Linked DNA regions of Homo sapiens: region 2 is linked to region 1. The links are chromatin loops, found by intact Hi-C in ENCODE. Cell type or tissue: OCI-LY7. All regions are shown on one strand.

Region 1 (8,000 bases):
ATTAATACCTGATTTTTCATCGTATGTTTTAAAAGAAAGTTAAATTTGAGTTTAGGGCTTGTATAACTAGGGCAGGCCATATCACAGCAATAAATAAATAAATCCAAACATGTAATGGCTCAACAAAATAATTTCTGGCTTACATAACAGTCAAAAGAAGTTCTGATGGGTGGGGGTTGCTGCTTCATGCTGTCAACCAATCATTAGCTGTATGAGAAAAAGAGCATTAAGTACCATGCATGGGGCTTTTTTTACGGTTTAGGTCTGGAAGTGGCGCTTATCTTTTTCTGCTCATCTCTCATTGGCTAAACTCAGTCATGTGGCCACATCTAAGGGCTGCTGGGAAATGTAGTCCAGTTGTGTACTTAGGAAGAAGAGAAAATGGACTTTTAGGAAGAAGAGAAAATGGACTTTATTGAGCAGCTTAAAATCTCTACCATTAAAAAAAGAAACAAATCTAGCATAAAAGATTTGGTGTTTTCTAAATGTAAGAACACTGCTGCAAAATGTAACCATTTATTATCTACACCTTCATATAGTTTATTTCCTTTTTATATCTTTCTTGTTTAAGAATTTCAGAGGTGAGGGGGACCTAAAATTCAATGGCTTTTAATTGACACATGAGGCCAGGGACGTTTGCTCGGAATAATTCAACCTCATGTTGGGTTCTCTGCCATCTCACCTTCATTGCAGAAGGAACATCTAGTTGGAGAAATATCAGGATATGTGTTTGAAAGTCAGGAAGACACAAATTGAATATTGATTGATGATCATAAGCTATTGGCATTAGAAGGGGATGCAAACTGACCTTCACTCAAGGACTTTCCTCTGCAGCATCTTTGATAGTTGTCTGTGTTCTACTCCTTGAGGACACTCAAACCAAGTTACCTCCTTCTTTTATCTAACAACCCTTAGGAGAGTGTGGTGATTCTTAGGTAGTGTACTATGAAGTGCTAGGGTCTCAATAAAAGGTTTCCAAGGTTATCACCTTGGGCTAGGTGGAGGGCTGAGCCAGGGTTGTGTTATGACTTTTGTGGTTCCCTTCCAGAGAAAATATTTAAAATTACTTTTTATGACTATTGGTATACAGATTAACTTACTAATATTATATATTACAAGATTTTTTGACCTAAAAGTTTATCTTTTTCTTCTTATTTTGAAATAAACTAAACACACTTTGTGGGTTCCTAAAAGTATTATGGGTCCTAGGCACTGCACTCACTTTGCCTCATGGATATTTTTCCCCAGGGCTGAGCTTCTCCACCATCCCTATAGGAGATGCTAACAAAGTGAAAAATGTATGTCTTATAGTTGATAAGAATCAACATCTCAAATCATAGATGAGAAAACTTGGGTGTGAGAGAGTGACTCACAAGGCTATTTAGTAGGTAACCTCACAGCCTGGACGACTCTTTCCACATCCCATGTCTTTCCATTTATCCATGTATTAATTCATTCACACCTTCTCTATTTAGTGAGATCTATACTGTGTCAGTTGCAATACACCACAGCATCCCATATACTACATGATCCTTAGGGGTAGGGCAAGTATTATTATCCACAGATGGGCTAACTTGGACTTAGAGAGGCTGGGCATGAGGTTTCTCCACAGTCTTCTTGTTGCAGAGAACAAGAATACAAGTTTTGTTATGCCACTTCCTCATCCCACTGCCCTCTTCAGCCTGGTATAATGAACAACTTTTATTTTTTAAAGATCTTGGATCATTGAGATTCCTGACCAAGTTCAATTTCTGTTTCATCTGATTAATGAAATGTAACATGGAAGGCACCCAGCACAGTCATTACCATCTGTTCACTTTAAAAGTAGCCACCATTGGATCACTTGAAGTCAGGAGCTCGAGACTAGCCTGGCCAACATGATGAAACCCCGTCTCTACTAAAAATACAAAAATTAGCCAGGCGTGGTGGCATGTGTGTGTAGTCCCAGGTACTTGGGAGGCTGAGGCAGGAGAATCGCTGGAACCTGGGAGGTGGAGGTTGCAGTGAGCCAAGATTGTACCATTGCATGCCAGCCTGGGCGACAGAGTGAAACACCATCTCAAAAATAAATAAATAAATGAGTGAAAATTAAAAATAAAAGTATCCCCCATGCTTGGGTGGTACATATGTACCCAGTGCCATTAGTACTTCTGTCATCCCCAGTTTACCGATGGGAAAACCAAGCTTCAGCGAGGCTCTCAAGATTTGAACCCAGCCTGTCTGACTCCTGCCTTCCCATTGTTAATTGTTGAACTCTTCTACCTCCCTTTTCCTGGTTCTCTTCAGCACTTTCCCTTAGAAAAGTTTCCTTTTTCTAGTTTTGAATCCTACAATGAAGCATATAGGAGATTATTCAGCTGTCTAATCATTCTTTATGGATCAGTCAGCACTTATTCATCAGGAAAGTTTAGAATCTCACCTACCACCCAAATCAGCAGGTCCTGAGTGGTCGAGGAGAGCAAAGTTCATTTGCATCCCCTCCCCAACCTTCCCCCCCACCCCTCCACCCCCAACCGTGGCTCCTGGGTGGTCAATCCCACAGAGTCCTCCTACCAGCCAAATGCCCCATGGGCTTTCTTCCCTCAGTTACTGAGTAGCACACACTGGAATCCCTTTCCTTGAAACCACTGCAGCTGGTGGTAATTAAAATAATGCATTCATAAAGAAGTCTTTTTATTTCTAAGTCTAAGGTAATTTTCAAGATAGTGAAGTGTTACGGCAAAGATTTAGATGCGTAAGTATGCACATATGTGTTTTTAATCACACACAAAGGGGCCTGAAAGGATTCTCTTCGAAGTAGAAACAGCGGTCCCTCCTGGAGTATGGAGTGAGAACGGGGGAGGTCCAATCTTTACGAGACATTTCTATATAGTTTTCATTTTTTTTCAGTGGACAATTGCTTGTTTAATTAAAGAAATTAAATACTAAGAAAGATTGTGCTATGAAGAAATGGTTATGATCTTGGGTAAAATCCCACAACCTCTCTGGGTTCTGGTTTTCTCATTTACAAAATGAGAAATTAAATGATCTCTGAGGGCCCTATCAAGGCACTAACATTCTTCAATTCTTTCTATTTTGTTTTATAAAGCACATTCTTTGTTGACCGGTGGAATCACCAGCAAGTATAGGGGACTGCTGTAATTTGCTTTTTAAGAATAAATAAACTTATGGACTCAATTTCTTCTGCTCCCACAAGCTATGCAGCATTACATCTGGCTCATTCATTTCACAGATACTTATTGAGCACATGCTGTGGACCAGAGAGGATTCTGGGTGCAAGGGGCAGAGCAGGGAACAAGAAAACAAGGTCCCTGCACTCATCAGAAAACAAACACAAAGATAAAGATGTCATATTCATTACAGATTATGATGACTGGCATGAAGGGACCAAAGGTGTATGGAGAGGGTGCTCAGAGAAGCCTTTCCGAAGAGGAGACATTTGAGCTGACATTCGAAGGATCAGAATGAGCAGGTGTGCAAATAGCTGCAGAAAGGGCATTCCAGGAGGAGGGGCAAGTGCAAGGGCCTGGAGATGGCTTGGAGGAAGAGAGAGGAGGTTGGTGAGGCTGGAAAACAATAAGCCAGAAGGAGAGTGAGATGAGTGAGCTCAGAGGGTAGGCAGGGCCAGGTCCTGCACACTAATGCTCTTGGGGGACCAAAAGTTAGATTCCACTCTAAGAGCAGCAGAAGTTGATGAAAGATAGCAGGAGAGTGATGTGCTCTGATAAGGCTGTCATCAGTGGGGGTGGGGAGAAGTGGAAGGACTCCAGATATATTTTGAAATAGAACTGAAACGTCTTAGCAGTGGGGTAGATTAGGAGACAGAATAAAAGGTATGAATGAACAATATCATGGAAGTAAGTGGCCACCCTAACCAGAGTCCTGCCAGGGAGCCCCAGTCAAGGGTCAGGACTCAGATAAAATGTTATTTTGTTTAAGCACAGTGTTCCTGCTTTATTTGTAGGGTTGAGGATGGAGGAGCTATAAAATATGGAACTGAGCTTGCAGAGCTGAAAGGGCATTTTTAGGCTGGTGATATACACATGCAAGGGGCAGCTACACTCTAAAAAAATGCCTGCGAATTTGATGACACTCCTATTGAGATGTGGCATCTGCATCCCCTTACCTTGAATCTAGGTGAGCTTGTAACTGCTTTGACCAGTAAAGTATGATGGAAGCTATGCCATGTGCTAAGTGTTGCCACCCATTTGAGGGTGGGTCATAAAAAGTATTCCTTGTTCATGGGAGTACCCTTGCTTGGAGCCTGAACTGCTGTGACTACCTAGGAACTGCCATGCTGTGAGGAAGCCCAAGTCATGTGGAGAGGCCACATGCAGGGTAAATGGCAGACCAAATCTTCACTTCATCCCAATGCAGGTACCAGACAGGAGGGCAAAGAAACCTCTAGAAAATTCCTGTGTGTGTGTATGAGTCATGCTTGTGAAACTTTGAGTCTTCCCACCTCAGTCCCAGACACTGTGGCACAGAGAAGAGATGTCCCTGCCATGCTCTGTCCACTTCTGGACCCACAGAATTTGGCTACTTCACTGAGTTTTGGTGCAAGTTTGTCACACAGTAATGAAAATGAGAACAGCCATCTGGGTGGGTTGGTAAGTCCCTAATTGGAATGTTTAGGAGGTCTGGATTTTAGTCCTGGATTGACCACAATATCACTTCTTTTAGGTTTTGATTCTAAGCACAGATATTTATGCCATTTGGGGGCTTGATGTTAACTTCCCTTGATGCTAGTCTAAATGGTCCAGGAGGAAAGAAAACAGTTTGGGCATCCTGAACCCTGGTATCTGCGTAAGTGGTGCCCTCTGTGGGTGGTGCTTTGTTAGATGCAGAATCAGCCTGTGAAGTCAGCTCAAACTGTCTCAGCTGTTGCAGGGCGGCGTATTTATTGCCTTCCTCTCTTCTCACAATTCCTCTCAAGGATCTTGGGCCTTGGAAACAAATGTCATGGGAGGCTGTTGGAATTCTGGACTCTCTGCCAGCAACTTAGCCTGAGACATTGGACAAGTTCTTTTTCTTCTTTGGGACCCGGTTCCTTATTTGTGAAATAAGGATTTGGACAAAACAAGAGCTAAATAGCTTTCATTTGTTTGTTTTTGCATGAGAGCCAGTTGAATAAAATTAAGAAAGGTTTGAAGTTTTGAGAAACATTTCTCTTTTTTCCCTTGAATTCAAAATAAAATGGCTTTTTGAGAATGAAAAGCCACACTGAGCTACTTAACTCCTTCTTTTCCATCATAACTAACATTGACTAGATATGAGATTTAGAGTATGCCAGGCATTGTGCAAAGAGCTTTATATTCTTGAGGTCATTTAGTCAACCCTTTGTGGTAAGCATTGTCATACCCGTTTCATAGATGAGAGAGCAGAGGCTTGGAAAGGTTAACTAACTTCTCAGTGTTATCCAACTGCCAGGATTTGAAGGCAAGACTCCATATTCTCCACTCTTAGCTAGCATGCTGTCCTGCTTTCGGCTCATCCCCAAACATGAAGACCTTTTCCAGAGCTTGTGCTTTGTAATTTTTGAGATTTTCGTGGGCCCCTCCTTCAAGAATGACTTCATCAATGGCCCTGGAGAAGAGCTGGGACTCAGGAGGGTGGAGCCAGGTCTTCCTGACCACCAACTTCCACCTGCTTAACAAAACATCCAGGCAAAGTGCAGATGTGGGGCTTCCTCAGCACTCTGTGTCCTGACTGAGCTCCAACCTCTGAGAATGACAGTGACAGAGGCACCTGCTACCACACCACCTGCTTTTTTCTTGCTCCATTTCCTAGACCACTTCCTCTTTGAGGACAGGGACCCTTTCCCCAAAGTATCGAATTCCTAATGAATGAACAGAACAGAGCAGATGATGGCCTCTCACATTGGGTGACTTCCAAAACCCTGTAGTCTCATGGTTAGAGGGTCAGGAGCTGGAGTCCCACAGATTTGGACCCAGATTTTAACTCTACCTTTTATAATTTTCAATCTTGTGCAAGTTACTTGTTTACTCTTGGCCTTAGTTTCTTCATCTGTAACATGAGGATAATCACAGTCTCTCTTTTTTTTTTTTTTTTTTTTTTGACACAGAGTCTCATTCTATCACACAGGCTGGAGTGCAGTGGTGCGATCGTGGCTCACTGCAAGCTCCACCTTCACGCCATTCTCTGCCTCAGCCTCCTGAGTAGCTGGGACTATAGGCGCCCACCACCATGCCCGGCTAATTTTTTGTATTTTTAGTAGAGATGGGGTTTCACCGTCTTAGCCAGGATGGTCTTGATCTCTAGACCTCGTGATCCGCCCATCTTGGCCTCCCAAAGTGCTGGGACTACAGGCGTGAGCCACTGTGCCCGGCCAGCACAGGGTTCTTAAGAGGATCAAATGCCATAGTGATACAAAGTGCTTAATTAACACTGTGCTCATTAAATATGAGCTGCTGTCTTCTTTCTCTTTTTGAAGATGAGGGAGTTGGTGATGTTGAGATATCTGGGGGTTACCTTGGGGTAAAGTGACAAACTGAAGCATCACTAGAATGCAGAGGAGGAACCCAAACTATGGAAATAATAATAACAATAATGCTACCTTACAACCAGTATAGCATGCTGCAGATTACAAATATTCTTGCCTGTACAATACAGAGACATACATACATACACACATATAGCCTTAGCTGACCCTTAACATGACCCTGGAGAATGAGGAAATCATGTCACATGATGTATTACTACTATTAAAAAATTTTTTAGAGATGGGGTCTTGTTATTTTTTTAGAGATGGGGGTGGCTCAGTTCTGGTCTTGAACTCCTGGGCTCAAGTGATCCTCTTTCCTCAGCCTCTTGAGTAGCTGGAATTACAGATGCGAACCACCATACCTGGCTACACAAGGTATTACTGAACATTGTGGAGATGTTTATCTTAAAAAAGTCTGAGCAGGCTATATGTGAACCCAGTTACCTGAAGGAGGTTGGTGAGTATGCATGTTCCTGGAAGAATGCAAGCAAGAGGCATGTTAAGATAGTGACCCTCCAGCTGTTGTAATTGTGAGAGTTCAAGATTCTGGGAACTTGTGTATGATTAACCCAAGATGAAGAAAATGGTAATCCTAAATCCTGGGCATATGCGGTCTCTCTTCACCTTTCCCTCCCTGGCACAGGCATGGCTTCACGTTCATAATAAGATTAGTGCAGCAGGAAGTCATTTCTGTGGGGTTGGGGCAGCAAGTCTCCTGTGATCTTCTGGCTTGAATTCCACATATGCTTCTTGCCACTGTCGGTCCTACTGGGCTGGATTGAGAGAGGGATGGGCAGAGATGACTCATGCTGCTGCCAGAGAGGCAGGGGGCAAGGGAAAGTGTGAGCTTCGGCAGTGTGCTAGCCAGTGGGACAGGAGAAAGCTGTAGGATAGATGAGAAAAGAGCAAATGAACGCGCCTGCAGGTGGGCTGATCACACTCTGTGGGGGTGGGGAAGGCCAAGTTGAAAGGAAATGGCACTGCTGACACCTCTCTCAGGGGAATAGGGGGAAGGGCTTCTGCAGATTTGACCATTTAATGAGTCTTCGTTTTCTGCAGCAAGGAAAGCGCTACATGTAGAGAATTTGAAAGCACAATCCTTCTGAGATATAGTCCTTGCATTAAGTCATCTACTATTAATTCATTAATTTATTGAGTACTGAATATGTGCTGGGCTTGGTGAGAGAGTGGAGTGGGAAGATTTCTGGAGCTGTAGTTAAAAGTTCTGGGTTGGCCTTGGGCAACCCATTAAATCCCTCCGAGCCTGTGTTTCCTCATCTGTAAAATGGGGATGTTGGTGCCCACCCTTTGCCCTCATAAAGTTATTGTGAGACTAGAATGAGGCTAGATGTGCAGAAAATATTTTGCAAACTGGCCTTGCTGCAGCTCTCTCTTCAGTGGGTATGGGAGAAAAATGAAGATAAATAACTGGTTTTTATTGTAAATCCATATTTTTGAAAAATGGACCATGAGTTAGTTTACAAGGTCATTATTC
Region 2 (8,000 bases), 140 kb before region 1:
AGGGTGAACCAAGAGTAGAGGCAGGCTTCTATGCAAACATTTCTAGGCGATATTGTAAATAATACAGTTGTGTATCAGAAAGAACAAAGATTCTGAAATCCAGCTTGCTTCATATTCCAGTCTCACCTACAGACTGTGTGAGCTTGGTTAGGATTTTCTCAAGCCTTTGATTCTCTCTCTGTAGAATGATGATGTTGTCTATCTAAAAAGATGATTGTTTTTAAATGAGATAAAGCAGATGAAGGTGCTGTGTGAATTAACACACTGCTGTTGCGTGAGGGAAATGACTCTCCCACCTGGTGTTTTAGACCTGGAGCCTTCTGACCACAGGTTCTCAAGGATTTTTAGTTTCTTGCTTGCTCCACATTCTTTGTCATGTTGCTCTGAAACCTGCCTCCCTGTCACACCCCAACCCTCTCCTACACTGGGTTTTAATATTTTCCTCCTGAGGCTTTCTCTCCCAGATAACCTTAAGTGAGCCACATAAGCTCTCTGAGATCTGGTTTCCACATCTGTAAGACAGGCTAACTCTTTGTTCTCAACTATTTGTTGAGATTTTGCAGATGAAATGAGATAATATATACACATGTACATCATGCACAAGTGACCCTTCACCACTCCGAGTTGGAACTGTGCGGGTCCACTTACACTCAGATGTTCTTTTACCTCCGCCACCTCTTAGACAGCAAGACCAGTCCCTCTTCCTCCTCCTCCTCCTCCTACTCAATGTGAAGATGAGGATAAAGACTTTTATGATGATCAGCTTCCACATAATAAGTAGTAAATATATTTTTTTCTTCCTTAGCTCACTTTAGGGTAAGAGTACAGTATATAATACATGTAATACATAAAAATGTGTATTAATTGGCCAGGCATGGTGGCTCCTGCCTGTAATCTCAGCACTTTGGGAGGATGAGGCAGTCGGATCATGAGGTCAGGAGTTCGAGACCAGCCTGACCAACATGGTGAAACCTTGTCTCTACTAAAAATACAAAAATTAGCTGGGCGTGGTGGCACACACCTGTAGTCCCAGCTACTTGGGAGGGTGAGGCAGGAGAACCGCTTGAACCCGGGAGACAGAGGTTACAGAGAGCCGAGATCGTGCCAATTACTCCAGCCTGGGTGACAGAGAGAGACTCCATCTAAAAAAAAAAAAAAGTATTAATAGACTGTTTATGTTATCCGTATGGCTTCTAGTGAACAGTAGGGTATTAGCAGTTAAGTTTTGGGGGAAGTCAAAAGTTAGACAGAGATTTTTGACTGTTCCTGGGGTTGGCTCCCTAACACCCACGTTGTTCAAGGGTTAACTGTACTGCAAATAATGTACATGTATAGAAGGCGTATAATACATGTATATGTGTTTCATAGCACAGCGCCAGGTAGGGATGCTTATTAAATAGCTTGTATTTCTGATTCCATTTCCCTGTTCACACAAGTCGATATTATTTTTTCACTGGGGGGATTAGAGAAGGTTTCCTGGAGCAGGTGAGAATTGAGCTGGGCTTTGAAGGACTGGAGAATGTTCACAAATATGGAAGAATGAGGGTGTGGTTGGGTGTGGTGAGGGGAGGTTTGGAACAGAAAAATAAGTGGGAAGTCTCAGGTTTGTTTAGGGAATCAAGAAGAGGCCATTTTGGTTCGAGCTGATGGTTCATTGGGGGAACCAGAAAGACATAAATTTGAAAGAATAGATTGCAGTTCTGGAATTAGAAAATATAGAGTTGGAAGTGACCCAGGGGGTCACTGGCCCAATCTTTTATCTGCAGCAGGAATGAGTATGTGCGGCATGGTAGTAATGATAGCCTAGTCTGAGGCTCAACTCTCCTGTGTGTTCTTGGATAAATTACATGTCATCTCTGATCTGAATTTCTCCTCTGTGTGACAGAAATAATAATCCTTGACCAGCCTCCTCTGTTATTGTCATGAAAATTTAGGGAGGTTTGGGCTGAGGATTCATTAAGAAGTTGGGCAAGGGACTCCTTTCTCTTCTCCAAGCCTTGATTTTACTGTCCACACACACACACAAAACAAAGACCCCATCTGCCTCCAGGGTGTAGAGGTTGTGAGTCTAGCCAGGTTATAGGCACCCAGGAGGGGAGAGGAAGGCAACCTGGGAGGGGCCCAGGGGAGTGGAGGGGCTGCCGCTCTAGGCACAGCCAGGATTCTTTCTCACTCTCCCCACGGGCTTCTACTGTGGGGGCTCCTGTGGGTCCCACAGCTGGAATTCTCTCCTTGCTGCCTGCCTCTTCTTGCTGGGATGGGTCACACAGCTCATGGGTGACCAGCTCCTGATCATCCATTCCTGCACAGCCAGCCCCTGGATGCCCTGAAGGAGCTATGCCAGCTTCCCCTCTTCTCTCCATCATCTCCCTCCATCTCCACCCTGACTTTAGTGGCTTCATCTCCTAAGCTCATTCTCAAGGAGAGACCCCATGAGGGCAAGTACCTTACTATTCTGGACACTCCTGCTTTTTCATTTCAGCATTAGCATCACAGTTTCCAAAGCACCCTCCCTGTTGAGAAGCATGCCAGGCAGGACTCCTGGCCACATTTAGTGGGTGGGTAAATGGAGACAGGCCAAGGGAATGCCCCTGGGAGAGACAAAGCTAGACTCCTAGCCTGGTGCTCTCACACGATTCTGGAGGCTCTCAAACTTGGAGGGGCATAAGGATTGGGAGTTTGGTACAACACAGACACCTAGGCTGTCATCCCTAGAGAGCTGATCCACAGCAACATCAGGGGAGCCTGAGCATTTGTGTTTTTGATAGGCACTTGGGGATGGTGACATAAATAAGTTTGAGGACCCCTGCAAAGTACTTCACCTTTGAGATCCCAGGAGTGAGGTGGAGACATCCAGAGGGAAAAGTAACCTTTACGGAGTCACCAACTCTGTCGGGCACTTTATGTGCATTTTCACCATAGAATGAGACACTACTATTCCCGTTTCATATATAAGCAAACTGAGGCCTGGGGAGGTTAAATGGTTTATCCAGTCTCACAGCTGGTAAGTAGAAAAGCTGGGATTTGAACTTGGGTCTCATAGCTCCAGGGCAGCCTAAATTCCTTCTACCTAAACCTTTCCAGTGCAAACATCCCAGGCCCCTTCATCCTCATATCTAAGGCTCCTACCTGTCTTTTCTCTCTGGGGTTAAACATTACTTTCAGATCCCCCAGCCAGTGGGAAAGGTCTCTTTTCTTTGCAATGCTCCTCTTCAGCCAGCAGGTGTCAGCCCTGGACTGAGTATGTGGGTAAGGGGCGTGCAAAGCTAATGGGAGGAACGTAATCATTTGTTTTCCTCTCCCGGTTTTATAGCCCCTCCGTCCCTCCCAAATTCTAGCTATCCTTTTAGATATGTTTTTGCTAAGCTGGTGCTGTTACCTCACAATCTTCCAGGTTGGGATGCCCCAGGAATTCCGAATCCCCTAGAGCCATCCGGTGGTAGATTTGGAAGTAAGCTGCAGCTGTAGTTTACATTTGCCAAGTATATGCTTGGCACCCTGTTCCGAGCTTTCTATGCTTTACCTTGTTCAGTCCTCCCCATCCCCACAAACCTCCCTGGGTTAGGTGCTAGCAATTCACCCGTTTTCTCAGAAGAGGAAACTGGAGCTTTCAGAGGCTAAGAAAGTTGGCCAAGGTCAAGTTGCTGGGTATGTGGCAGAGCCAGGCTTGAACCTAGAAGCTCTGGCTACAGATCTGCGGAGGCGCGTGACCATTACACTCTCTTTTATGCAGATGAGGAAACTGACGTCTCGGCAAGGAAGGGATTTACTCCTGTGGAACCAAGTGCCAGGATGAGAACCCAGGACTTGTTGTAATTCTGGGCCTTCTCTAATTCTTGCCCTTGCCCAGCTGTGGATGAGGGCTTGGGCAGCAGGGAATCCCTGGGGAGGCTCCCCACCTCCCCACCCTCCCCAGGCACCAGCACATCGACCAGACAAAGGATAATTGGTGCATGCTGTGCTCAGAGCCAAGCTGAAGCGGCAGGGTCTCGACACCCCTCCATGCCCGGGGGGTGTGGCATCGCAGAGCAGGGACCTTGTCAGTCCTGTCACCATGCATCGCCAGCTCCTCGCAGGGTCTGGCATGGAGGTAGTGCTCAATTCATATTTATGAGTATGTAGACATTCCTCCTCTTTGGCTTTCTCCCGAGGCCCTGCTCCAGGCTTGCCGCAGGAGAGCATGGGTGGCCCTGAGCCAGCGCATTCCTCCTCTTTGGGGTCCGCTAGCCTTTCTGGGGGCAACTCATTTGGTTTCTTAGCATGAACTACTTGTTCTCCAACTTTCCAGATCGGCCATTTATCTCTCCTGCCTCCACTCTAGACGGCAAGACCCTAGGGGGCAACCTCTCAGAACACCTTATATGCTGCCTGGTGTCTAGCAAAAGATGGAATATAAAATAAACTATTTATGAAAAACTATAATCCATTATTTTATCCAAGCAGTACACATTCATTGTTGCAAAATGGAAAATAAGCTAAGGGAGGAAAATTAAAATCATTCCCATGATAATAGGATCCTTTCCTTCCATGATATTTTAATGGAATTGATTTTTTCCCTTTCTCTTTTTATTGTATAAGAAATACATTTCTTGTACAAGTGTAAAAATTACAGATAAGCATAAGCAAAAATGTTTTAATTTATTGGGAATACCACTTTCTAAACCTGTTAATAGTTCCATTAACAATTGTAATGGTAATAACCACCTCTATTTGTTGAGGGCCTACTATGTAATAGCAGTTTTACATAATTTTTTAGAAGTTTATTGAGGTGTAATTTCCATATATGAAGTCCATCCATTTTAATTCCTTAATCATTTCAATTCAGAGTTTTTTTAGTGAGTTTAAAAAGTTGTGCAACCATCAGCATAGTCCAGTTTTAGAATATTTCTATCATCGCAGTAAAACCCCTTAGGCTCATTTACAGTTAATCCTAGTTCCTACCCTCAGCCCCAGGTGGCCACTAATCTACTTTCTGTCTCTGCAGTTTTCCTTTTCTGGACATTTCATATAAATGGAATAACATACTAGATGGTCTTTTGTGTTTGATCTGTACACTGATGATTTTAGGTTCAGCCTCTCATTTACAGATGAGGAAACTGAGGCTTAGTGAGGACAAGTGATTGCTGGACATAGTTACACAGGGAGAGACTGGGGCTTCCTGGATTCAGCTGAGGTCTGTCTGACTCTCAAGTGTAAACTTGTAGCCACCCTCCTCCACCACCTTGTCACATTACATTACTTTTTATGTTCTAGCTGTTGCAATGATATATTCATATATATTTTTTCTCCCAAAAGGATCAAACTTATACATTCTGTTGCCACTTCTTTTTCATTCAATAATAGATCAATAATAATAACAATGAGTAGGATGTCTCCATGTGAATTAATATACGCCTGCAATACCTAGAGTAGATTTTCGATAAGTACAAGGTAGCAGTTAAGGGTATAGGCTTTGGAACCAGACTGCCTGGATTTAGATACCAATTCTGTCACTTATCAGCCATATGCTGTAGACAGAATGTTTGTGTCCCCCCAAAATCCACATATTAAAACTTAATCCCCAATGTGAGAATACTTGTGGGGTTTTGGGTAGGTAATTGGTTTACGAGGGCTGAGCCCTCATGGATGGGATGAAAACTCTTATAAAAGAGGCTCCAGAGAGATCCCTCTTGTCTTCTCTTCCTCATGTGAGGAAGACACAGCAAGAAGTCGGGTGTCTATGAATCAGGAAGCTGGCCTTCACCACACACTGAATTTGCTGATGTCTTGGTCTTGGACTTCTTAGCCATGAGAACTGTGAGAAAGAAATCTCTGTTGTTGATGCTGGAGAGGATGTGGGGGAAATAGGAATGCTTTTACACTGTTGGTGGGAGTGTATATTAGTTCAACCATAGTGGAAGACAGTGTGGCAATTCATCCAGGATCTAGAACCAGAAATATCATTTGACACAGCAATCCCATTACTGGGTACATACTCAAAGGATTATAAATCATTCTGCTATAAAGACACATGCGTATGTGTGTTTACTGCAACACTATTTACAATAGCAAAGACTTGGAACCAACCCAAATGCCCATCAATGATAGACTGGATAAAGAAAATGTGGCATATATACACCATGGAATACTATGAAACCATAAGAAAAATGAGTTCATGTCCTTTGCAGGGACATGGATGAAGCGGGAAGCCATCATTCTCAGCAAACTAACACAGGAACAGAAAACCAAACACCGCATGTTCTCATTCATAAGTGGGAGTTGAACAATGAGAACACATGGACACAGGGAAGGGAACATCACACACTGGGCCTGTTAGCGGGTTGGGGGAAAGGGGAGGGAGAGCACTAGGACAAATACCTAATGCATTTGGGGCTTAAAACCTAGATGATGGGTTGATAGGTGCAGCAAACCACCATGGCACATGTATACCTATGTAACAAATCTGCACGTTCAGCACATGTATCCCAGAACTCCAAAGTAAAATTATAAATCATGCTGCTATAAAGACACATGCACACGTATGTTTATTGCAGCACTCTTCACAATAGCAAAGACTTGGAACCAACCCAAATGTCCAACAATGATAGACTGGATTAAGAAAATGTGGCAGATATACACCATGGAATACTATGCAGCCATAAAAAAGGATGAGTTCATGTCCTTTGTAGGGACATGGATGAAGCTGGAAACCATCATTCTCAGCAAACTATCACAAAAAACCAAACACCGCATGTTCTCACTCATAGGTGGGAATTGAACAATGAGAACACATGGACACAGGAAGGAGAACATCACACTCTGGGGCCTGTTGTGGGGTGGGGGGACGGGGGAGGGATAACATTAGGAGATATACCTAATGTTAAATGATGAGTTAATGGGTGCAGCACACCAACATGGCACATGTATATATGTAACTAACCTGCACATTGTGCACATGTGCCCTAAAACTTTAAAGTATAATAAAAAAAAATAAAAAAGAAATCTCTGTTTTTGATAAGCAACTCAGTGTTTTGTTATAGCAGCCCAAATGGACTAAGAGACCATGTGACTTTAAGACTGTTACTTAACTGCTCTGTGCCTCAGTTTCCTTATCTATAAAAAGCAGATGTGAATGCCAATCTCATAAGGCTGCTGTGATAATTAAATGAACTAATATATGGAGAGCACCTAGTGCCCTGTAACCACTCAATCCATGTCAGCAGTGTTTGTTGCAACTGTTGAACTCATGAACAAACCCCAGAATTTGCACATCAATTTCAGCCTGGAAGCAGGCATCAAGGCGGGGGCACCACTTTATCTGACTAATCAATGAAGAAGGTCATATGATCTCCCTCCCACCTCCCCCACAGCTGGAATCTCAGCTGTCTCTGGATTGTCAGAAGAGGCCTGGTGAGGTCGGAAGATTGATAGCCTTGTTCTAACAGGAAGTCCCTTCCCGGGGAATTTAGGAGCTGAGCTCCAGAGCTGGGGAAGATGTTAGGATCAGTTCTAGTCTATGTGGTAAAGGGCCCCAGGGCTCATGGAACTGGGGAGGTGTCAGCTCCCATTCGGGTCCAGGCAGTACCTTGCCGAGGCTCCAGCCTGGCTTCTGATTGCCTGTACCCAGAAGCCAGAATGCTGTTACAGCCCCATCAGTCAGCCTGCAATTAGTGAAATGGAGGCACACATGCTGGTTTGCAGATTGTGGGTGGGAGGACAGGATGTGGTGGGAAATAGCTCTCACCAACTCAAGGGGCGGGGGTGGCATTTGTCTGTGTTCCCTGGTGATTTGGCAATAGAGGCTGCCGGGCACTCACATGGGGTTGGCAGCCTTTGCAACCCTCTTGGGGCCTTGGGCTCTTTCCTTCTTTCTGGTTACAGGTGGGGACATTAGCCCCTTGTGTTGGTAAGGCCAGAGCCAGGACAATCAGGCACACGCTGGGCATGGGGCACAGGGCTAAGGACAGGTGTGAAAGGAGAAAGGCCTGGCTGTGCAGGGCTGAGGACAGGGGTGAGAGGGG

Evidence for each region. Hi-C counts contacts between places; a loop is a spot of excess contacts. Peaks named below come from ENCODE experiments on the same cell type or tissue, not always from the same donor. Only the 100,000 strongest peaks of a DNase experiment are listed, where the experiment ranks them.
Region 2: a loop joins it to region 1, with 2.2 times the contacts of the local background. A loop is called at or near these places in 12 of 110 quality-filtered maps.

The regions. Positions count from the first base shown.
Region 1 is chr5:153,824,490-153,832,489 of GRCh38, reverse strand. No RefSeq gene overlaps it. Among named protein-coding and RNA genes, the nearest start is that of LINC01861, 70 kb to the left of the region's middle. RefSeq lists an enhancer at 7,151-7,691. In OCI-LY7, CTCF peaks have their summits at 4,637 and 4,836 (motif pointing left); DNase peaks (open chromatin) are centred at 329, 4,829, 5,709 and 7,479; H3K4me3 peaks cover 1,281 bases; H3K27ac peaks cover 3,052 bases.
Region 2 is chr5:153,960,454-153,968,453 of GRCh38, reverse strand. The region is part of intron 1 of LOC107986464 (a long non-coding RNA gene); the gene reads left to right. Among named protein-coding and RNA genes, the nearest start is that of LINC01861, 65 kb to the right of the region's middle. RefSeq lists an enhancer at 7,889-8,000. In OCI-LY7, CTCF peaks have their summits at 3,024 and 3,236 (motif pointing right); a DNase peak (open chromatin) is centred at 3,223.